Regions from separate parts of the Homo sapiens genome. Here region 2 is linked to region 1. A link is a contact called in ENCODE Hi-C or POLR2A ChIA-PET data. All regions are on one chromosome and are shown on one strand. The core of a region is the stretch at or near the end of the contact, and the rest is flanking DNA. Distances in the headings are between cores, read along the strand shown. Region 1 holds the start of EXOSC6 (exosome component 6). Region 2 overlaps IL34 (interleukin 34).

Region 1 (3,963 bases), core at 1,041-3,540:
CTAAGCAATCTCAAAAAAAACATTTACTAAAAACCAGAGGAAAAAAATCTTATAACTTTGGGAGGCTGAGGCAGATGGATCACTGAGATCAGGAGTTTGAGACCAGCTTGGCCAACATGATGAAACCCCATCTTCTCTAAAAATACAAAAAGTTAGCTGGGTGTGGTGGCAGGTGCCTGTAGTCCCAGCTATTCCAGAGGCTGAGGCAGGAGAATCACTTGAACCTCTGAGGCGGAGGTTGCAGTGAGCTGAGATCGCGCCATTGCACTCCAGCCTGGGCAACAGAGTGAGACTCTGTCTCAAAAAATAAATATAAAAAAATAAAAAGCTGCTATTCTCCATTAATACCTGCAGGCCCGACAAAGGCAGCCTAGGAATTCTAGATGAATGGAATGAATACAACTTGCTGGAAGTTCTTAGGAAACAAAATGACTATTCACAGAACCAAATAAAAGCCTTCCACTAGAAACTAAAAATAATAATAATAATAATAATGGTTTTATATATATGCATACACAAGCAAAGCCAGAAGAGAATAAATAGCAAATGAATGAAAACTAGAAGCAAAAACAAACAGGAAACCATCTCTACATTTTTTTTACTCAATCGACCCTGAATGCTACAGCATTATCCAGGGCCGCAGAAAACACACATAATACTTTATTCCTGATAAACAATTCGATGTCCTTAAGTCCGCCAATATCACCGTACATTCTGTGCAATCAAGAAATTTACTCAGCTGGGCACAGTGGCTCACACCTGTAATTCCAGCACTTTGGGAGGCCAAGGCGGGTGGATCACCTGAGGTCAGGCATTCGAGAACAGCCTGGCCCACATGGCGAAACCCCATCTCTACTAAAAATACAAAAATTAGCCCGGTATGGAGGCATGTGCCTGTAATCCCAGCTACTTGGGAGGCTGAGGCAGGAGAATGGATTGAACCCAGGAGGCAGAGGTTGCAGTGAGCCAAGATTGCACCATTGCACTCCAGCCTGGGCAACAGAACAAGACTCCATCAAAAAAAAAAAAAAAAAAAAAAGAAAGAAAGAAGAAAAGAAAATTAGCCAGGTGTGGTTGCATGCACCTGTAGTCCCAGCACTTTGGGAGGCCAAGGCAGGAGGATCAATCAAGGCTAGGAGTTTGAGACTGCAGAAAGAAACCCTGTCTCTAAAAAAAAGGTCCAGGTAATTTCAGGGTCCAGCTCCACCACAAGCGCAGCTCCAGGGGCTGTTGAGTTTTGCCTTTATCATTCCAAGTAGTCCCTGCTCCAGACCAAGTCCCACCATCTGGCAGTCAGGTCAGTCCAACCACAGTCATATCAGGGCCCTTCCAGGAATTCTCGACGCAAACTGGAGGCCGATGGCGCGGGTCTTTTCGTGGACGGCGGCAGCACGGTCCTCGGCTTGCGTCCGTAGTTGCTCAGGCTTCTGGTTCAGGGCTGGGCGGCGGCGCCCCTGCGGCGGGCGGCCCGCACCAGGCTCTGCTGCAGCACGGGGTAGAGGCGCTGGCAGCCCTCGAGGCCCAGGCGTACGGCCTCCGCCCAGCTCTCTGTCAGGCCGCCCTCGCCGCTGCCCAGCAGCCCGGCCACCTGATTCAGCACAGGCATGAGCGCCACGGTGAGGCCGGCGGCGGCGCGCTCTTCCTCGAGCCGCGTGGGGTCCAGGAGCCAGGTGGGCGCGGGCCCCGGCGCGAGGCTGAGGCCGCAGCCCACCACCAGGTCGTACATCTCCACGCCCGCGTCGGCCAGGGCGAGCGCGGCGGCGGTGAGCGCGGCGGCCAGGGCCGAGCCACCGTCCTCCAGCAGCAGCGCCGACACCTCGAGCTGCGCGCGCGGGTAGCGGCCCAGGCGCACAGCCGGCTCCAGCGCCTCCTGCAGCGCCAGCGCCAGCTCACGCTCCTCGCAGCCGCCCGGGGGAGCGCGGCGCCGGCGGCCCGCGAAGGGTGCGCGGCGGAAGTCGCAGAGCAGGCGACCGCGCAGCGCGGCCGGGGCCTCGCCGCCTGCTCCGGCCGGGCCGCCGCCGCGCTCGCCGCCCTCGGCCTGTCGCGGGCCCGACACGGCACACAGCACCTTGGTGCCTCCCGCCTCCAGGTAGGCCGAGCCCTTGGCCTGGCTCAGCAGCCCGGCGCGCGCGTACACGGGCCGTAGCCGCGTTGGGTCGCGGGTGCCGGGCGCCTCCTCCTCGTCGGCCGCGTACAGCTGCGGCGGCTGCGATTCTTCAGGGCCGCGGATGCGGCGGTGATCCCCAGGCATGGCGGTTCTTGGCGTGCGAACCCCTTCCGCCCAACGCCCTGCCGCATCCACTGGTTCTTCCGTTGTTTAAAGACGCGCGGCTGCGCATGGGCTGTCGAGAGAGCGGCGGGAGGCACTACAGCGCCCCTGGAGGCCCGGAGGGAGAACGGCCCGGTCCCAGTTGTGCAGGGTAGCCGGATCCATCCATCTTGCTGGAAGGGAGGGGGGAGAGCAGCTCCAAGAAAGGCTTCTCTGCTTCCAACTACCTCCACCCCTCATCTACTGAATTATGAACGCCTTGCTCCAAGTCACCCCACCTATTTGGCCTCCACCTCCACAGACGTTTGAGGCAGCCCTAGGGGCTGTTCCCAAAATTTTGGGTTCTGGGGCTGGACTAGGTGAACACCACAGCAGCCAGCAGGAGCCACAGCATTTATTCTACAGACGCCAAAGGCTGTCAAAAGAGCCAGCCCCTATTGGGAAGAGGGATAGAGATCATGCGGCATTAAGTATTGCACGTGGTCCTTTTATTCTCTGCAGCAAAAACGATTCCTACTTGCTGACGCGGAAAGCTCAGGTCTGGAGAGCCGTTATCTATAGATGCGAGCGTGACGATCAACAGCAATGCGGGGTTAGTGGTTCTAGACCGATGGCACTGACGTGGAGGGCTCAGGGCAGAAATTTAAGGGGCACTGAGACATAGGACTGCTCCCAAGTGTGTTCCAGTTACTGCTGGGTTAGGAGGGGCTCTTTAAAGGTCCCAAGATTCAAATGTTCTTGTAGCAGATGAAGAGCTCTTGGCTGGACGGATGGATCCAGTGGGAGCCTCCTCCTTCCCCACTCAGTTCTTTACATCCCCGAGGCGCAGCTGGGCGAAGGAAGTGGCCAGCTGCAGCGCCTCCTGCAGGCAGCCAACGTTCTTGCCTGTGGCCTGTGCAGACACATCCTTGCCACCACCTTTACCGTCCATCAAGCCTGACACCTGCTGCACCCACTCGCTGGCTTTTAAGCCCCGATTGGCTGCATTCTAGAAGACAGGAAGGGAAGGGGGAGTCAGCACAGAAGATGGGATTGAGGGAGGAATGCAGGGAAAGAAAGGATGGAGGAGCCATCACCCACTCCTTGCCCTGGGTGATACTGCTGGAGGCCGAGACAGACTTTACGGCTGGTACAGGGGGCGGCCATGGCCACTGCCAGGACAGGACAGAGTGGCAAAGCCAGGTATCAACCAGATGTCTTCACCAATAAGAAGGCCTGGGTAAGGGGTACTGGCAAAGGTAACCAACCGGTGGGCAGAAAGGCTGTTTCGAATGCAGGCTGTACACACACAGGCCTCAGCCAACAACCTTAAGACCTAACACTTCCCACTGGTGCGAGGTGGTGCTGACCTGGGGAACTTGACACAGGCACGTGATCTTGCCAGCCTCATTGTCCACCGTGAAGAGCATGGCAGAAGTCTGAGGGGAGTGCATCTTGAAGAGCTTCAAGGCTTCATTCAGGGCCTGTGGGGAGGACCTGGCTCAGGCCACGGTGCTGGAGCAGGGACCCTCACTAGTGTGAGCATTTGCAGCCCTCAGAAGGCCTGCCACCCACCCCTACCCCTTCCCAGAGCAGGGGCTGTGCCCAGGGCCTGTGGGGAGGACCCCAGCGCCGGGCCCTGCCCCTACCCTGGCCCAGGTATGCCTCCCACATGCAGGGAGCTGCTGCTCCTCCCAATCTCAATCCCAGACCGT
Region 2 (4,164 bases), core at 317-2,816, 410 kb after region 1:
TTGAAGCTGGACACCCTGCCCTGTGTATGTGACTTAAGCCTCAGTGTCTCTGTGAGGACCTTCTCTTGTTCCTTGGAGTTGATGGAGATGTCTGCTTCTTGAGGGACAGTTTTCCCCAGGTCAGGGGGTCCTCACGCAGTGGTGGGTGGCCGTGCCTGGGTGCAGTTTGCCCCACTTTCCTCACTGTCCTGGTCTACGCCCTTTACTCATTTTTCAAGGATGGAAAAGCGAAGCCTCTGAGTTGTACATGGGTGAGTGGTGGCATCTGGGACCCTCCCCATGCCCACAGGAAGAAGATGGTGAGAAATAGCTATCCAGGCTCATGGTCACAGGAAGTCTGGTCCTTCTTCCGGGGTTTGGGCAGCTCCAGGTGACTGGACAGCCCTCACGGCTCTCCTGGGGTGCGGCCCCATCTCGCCACCGCTCCTGACTGTTTCCTCCTTTCCAGGATGTGGAGGTCAGCCCCAAGGTGGAATCCGTGTTGTCCCTCTTGAATGCCCCAGGGCCAAACCTGAAGCTGGTGCGGCCCAAAGCCCTGCTGGACAACTGCTTCCGGGTCATGGAGCTGCTGTACTGCTCCTGCTGTAAGGAGCTCTCAGGGGATGGCGCCTGGGGGTGGGAGGCCAGGCATCTGGGCCCACCCAGGCCAGCTGGCAGAGCTGGCGTCCTCCCGGGCATATCCTCTGCTCCCCGGGGCTACAAGCCATTTCTGGAAGCCAGGATGGGCCCTGGGTAGAGTGGGGGACAAGCACATGCGGCTTGGCTTAGTGGGGAGGGTGGTCTTGAACACTGCTGCAGTCTTTTTTTTTTTCCCCTATCTCTTGCAGGTAAACAAAGCTCCGTCCTAAACTGGCAGGACTGTGAGGTGCCAAGTCCTCAGTCTTGCAGCCCAGAGCCCTCATTGCAGTATGCGGCCACCCAGCTGTACCCTCCGCCCCCGTGGTCCCCCAGCTCCCCGCCTCACTCCACGGGCTCGGTGAGGCCGGTCAGGGCACAGGGCGAGGGCCTCTTGCCCTGAGCACCCTGGATGGTGACTGCGGATAGGGGCAGCCAGACCAGCTCCCACAGGAGTTCAACTGGGTCTGAGACTTCAAGGGGTGGTGGTGGGAGCCCCCCTTGGGAGAGGACCCCTGGGAAGGGTGTTTTTCCTTTGAGGGGGATTCTGTGCCACAGCAGGGCTCAGCTTCCTGCCTTCCATAGCTGTCATGGCCTCACCTGGAGCGGAGGGGACCTGGGGACCTGAAGGTGGATGGGGACACAGCTCCTGGCTTCTCCTGGTGCTGCCCTCACTGTCCCCCCGCCTAAAGGGGGTACTGAGCCTCCTGTGGCCCGCAGCAGTGAGGGCACAGCTGTGGGTTGCAGGGGAGACAGCCAGCACGGCGTGGCCATTCTATGACCCCCCAGCCTGGCAGACTGGGGAGCTGGGGGCAGAGGGCGGTGCCAAGTGCCACATCTTGCCATAGTGGATGCTCTTCCAGTTTCTTTTTTCTATTAAACACCCCACTTCCTTTGGTTTGCTTTGCTTTGCATCTTCAGGGGTGAACCTGGCGGGGATGGGAGGTGGCCAAGTGCAGGAAGTGGAGGGGGGCAGGGCTGAGGATGCGGATTTGGAGTGGATGGAGCCTGCCCAAGGGATGTGGAATGAGAGGGATGCCAGGGATGGAGTTCCGGCCCAGCCCAGCCCAGCCCAGCCCAGCCCAGCCCAGCCCAGCCCAGCCCAGGGGCCTCTGCAAGCCTGGGTTGGGGGAGGCGGTGTTGGGCTGATACCTTGGCTTTGACCCTTGCCATCCTCCCTCCCTCCCTCCCTCTCTCCCTCCCTCCCTCTCTCCCTCCCTCCCTCCATCTGGCTGCCCCCAGGCAGCCCCTAGCAGGGACACATATGGGACATTTCAGAGACCCAGGTCTGGCCCTGGCACCTACATTGAGATCTGAGATCCTCTGGGAACCCCCAGCCTGTCCCCCTGCAGCTGGGATCTGGGGTGGGAAAGGTGAGGTGTGGGGATGGGGTAGGAAGCAGCCAGGCAGAGGCAGGGGTGTTAATTACAGTACACCTTTATTAATACTGGAATCTTCACAGTGCATCTGTTACTTGTAGCAGTGACTATATTTAAATCGGGGAGGATGGTGTGGAGGGGGCGGGGAGGAGAGGAGAATTTTTCCAAAATCTGACGGAAAGAAAAGAAACAAATGGTTCAGATGGGACGGAGGGTGGGGGAGGGGGGGAGGGTGAGTAGGAACCAGGAGGGCTGCCTGGGGTGGGGGAATAAATTAAAAAAAGGAACGAGTTAACAACAGCACCAGGAAAGTTACTTCAGTCAAAAGACGCTTTTGAAAAGAATATTTCTCCGTACAAAATGAGAAATTAAACGAACGTAAAGTCCCCCAAACCAAAGTTTGTGATGTGGGATGGTTGGCTCGGATCCCGAGGTGGGTGGGCCTATGAGGTGGTTGCTAAGTCGACGCAAGGGCGGCGGGGGTGGTCTCAGGGATGGACAAGGGGATGGAGTAGAGTATGTACAGCCCCCGGGGCTCACAGGGGAGGGGGACGGCGGAGTCGGTGGGGGCTGTGCCACACGAGCCCCCCTCTCTGGGTAGCCCCTGCCTCCTTTCCCATCAGGACCTCTGACGCCCAGGTCTGCCCACCCACTGCCCCTCACTCTATTCCCACCACATCCTGAATCCTGCTCCACCGCCCTGCCTCGGAAGACCCCTGCAGCCCTGGGGAGAATGTGTGGCGGAAATTCTACCCAAGACTCCCCAAATAATTGGTCACCTGCTCTCCTGGCCCCTAAAACCGGGGCTCTGGTGTTGGCCTGAGCTCCACGGGCTGAGTGCTCGGCCAGGCAGTTGTTGAACCTAGTGACTTACTTACAGGGACCATTCTTCATCAGCTCCCTCTGATGGGACTCTGTCCACATCAGGGCCTGCTTGGTGCCCGGACCTACCCAGGAGCTGCCCAGCTCACCGCACAAGAACTCCCAGGAGCTCAAGCCTGGGAGGCTCAGACCCAGCTCCATTCTATCAATCAATCAATCAATCATCAAGACCAAGGTGCTCCTGACCCCCAGGTAGGACCCTGCCCTGGGGCCACGATGCCCTCTGAGCCCTGCTTTCCCTCCTGACCTGCGGGGCCACCAGGACTCCCTCCGCTCGCCCTAGGCTCACGTGCTTTTACCTGCTGAGACTTGGCGTGACTTGGTGCGTGGGGTGGGGGCAGCCTTGCCCCTCCCCTTGCCCCCGCTGCCACCACGAGCCTGGACTACAGTGGGGGCCGTGCTGGGATGGCATCTCCTCCGGCAACAGAGAGTCAAAGCCAATCTTCCCAGACTCGCTCCCCCACCTGGGCTTGCAGCCAGCTCAGACCACAGCAGACAGGCCGGGAGCCTCCCAACCTTATTTTGGCTACGCTCGAGACACTGGAGAGAACAGTAGCTTCCACCGGGCTCTGGGGGAGCCAAGTCCCTCCCTTCTCATCCTGCCATAGGACCACCGGGGGGTCCCTGTCCCCCAGGCACTCCCAGACACACACCCTGTATCGTCCCCTCTCCCCCACACTTAGTCCTCGTCCACAGTCAGCTCCATTTTATTATATTCATAAAATGACCCCACACCTCCTACTGCTCCAGTCACCCCCCGAAAGGTGGCTAAAACTGTGACCCCCAAAGTTAAAAGATTGATGTACCCAATGAGAAGTGGACATCTGAAAACGGTGCCTGTGTGGCTGGCCGGTGACCCCAGGGCCTCCGGCCTCCTAACCCTGCTGCCCTAGTTTCCAAAGAGCTGCTCTGGCCCCCTCCAGCCAGCCTCACGGGGTGGGGGAGGCGAGGGGTGGGAGCCACCACAGGGCCCCCAAGACCCCCCCCCCCAAGCAGCCCCTGGTTTCCTCCCTGAGACTTGGCGTGGGCCCTGGAACTCCCTTCCCACACGGGGGGCCTGGCCGCCCAACTCCAACCTGCCGCCCTGGCCCCCAGCCCCCAGCAGACATCCAGCCCAGCGTGCACCTGGCCCCTCCACAGCCGCCCCGCCTCCTGGAGGGAGAGGGGCCTGGGAGAGGCAGAGAGAAGGCAAGAGGGGAGGAGGGGGCTCAGGCAGGGGAGAGGGGGGCCAGCATTCCAGGAGGAGCTGAGGCAGGACCAGCCCTGGGAGAGGCCGGGATGGTGAAAG

The links. Hi-C counts contacts between places; a loop is a spot of excess contacts on that map. ChIA-PET counts read pairs that join two places held with the same protein, here RNA polymerase II (POLR2A). Pooled maps may share reads with other maps.
Region 2: a loop to region 1 is called in a map with no recorded cell type, with 2.7 times the contacts of the local background. The contact joins the enhancer-like site here to the promoter of EXOSC6 in region 1. A Hi-C loop is called at or near these places in 5 of 37 single-sample maps with no recorded cell type and 8 of 50 pooled maps. POLR2A ChIA-PET finds 5 or more read pairs at or near these places in 1 of 52 experiments (MCF 10A).

What each region holds. Positions count from the first base shown.
Region 1 is chr16:70,249,650-70,253,612 of GRCh38, forward strand. It overlaps EXOSC6 (exosome component 6), which reads right to left and starts at 2,291. Exons shown (of 1, transcript NM_058219.3): 1 at 1-2,291. The coding sequence starts at 2,251. The coding sequence ends at 1,433. It overlaps AARS1 (alanyl-tRNA synthetase 1), which reads right to left. Exons shown (of 21, transcript NM_001605.3): 20 at 3,619-3,732; 21 at 2,649-3,257. The coding sequence ends at 3,072. RefSeq lists silencers at 1,498-1,817, 1,948-2,037 and enhancers at 2,418-2,467, 2,508-2,697, 3,332-3,832.
Region 2 is chr16:70,659,170-70,663,333 of GRCh38, forward strand. IL34 (interleukin 34) reads left to right here. Exons shown (of 6, transcript NM_001393494.1): 5 at 449-584; 6 at 828-1,513. The coding sequence ends at 1,018. It overlaps MTSS2 (MTSS I-BAR domain containing 2), which reads right to left. Exons shown (of 15, transcript NM_138383.3): 15 at 2,035-4,164. Among named protein-coding and RNA genes, the nearest start is that of IL34, 15 kb to the left of the region's middle. Within about 2 kb of position 1,567, at least 2 of the 41 ENCODE cell types and tissues checked have a DNase peak (open chromatin) inside an H3K27ac peak, as active enhancers do.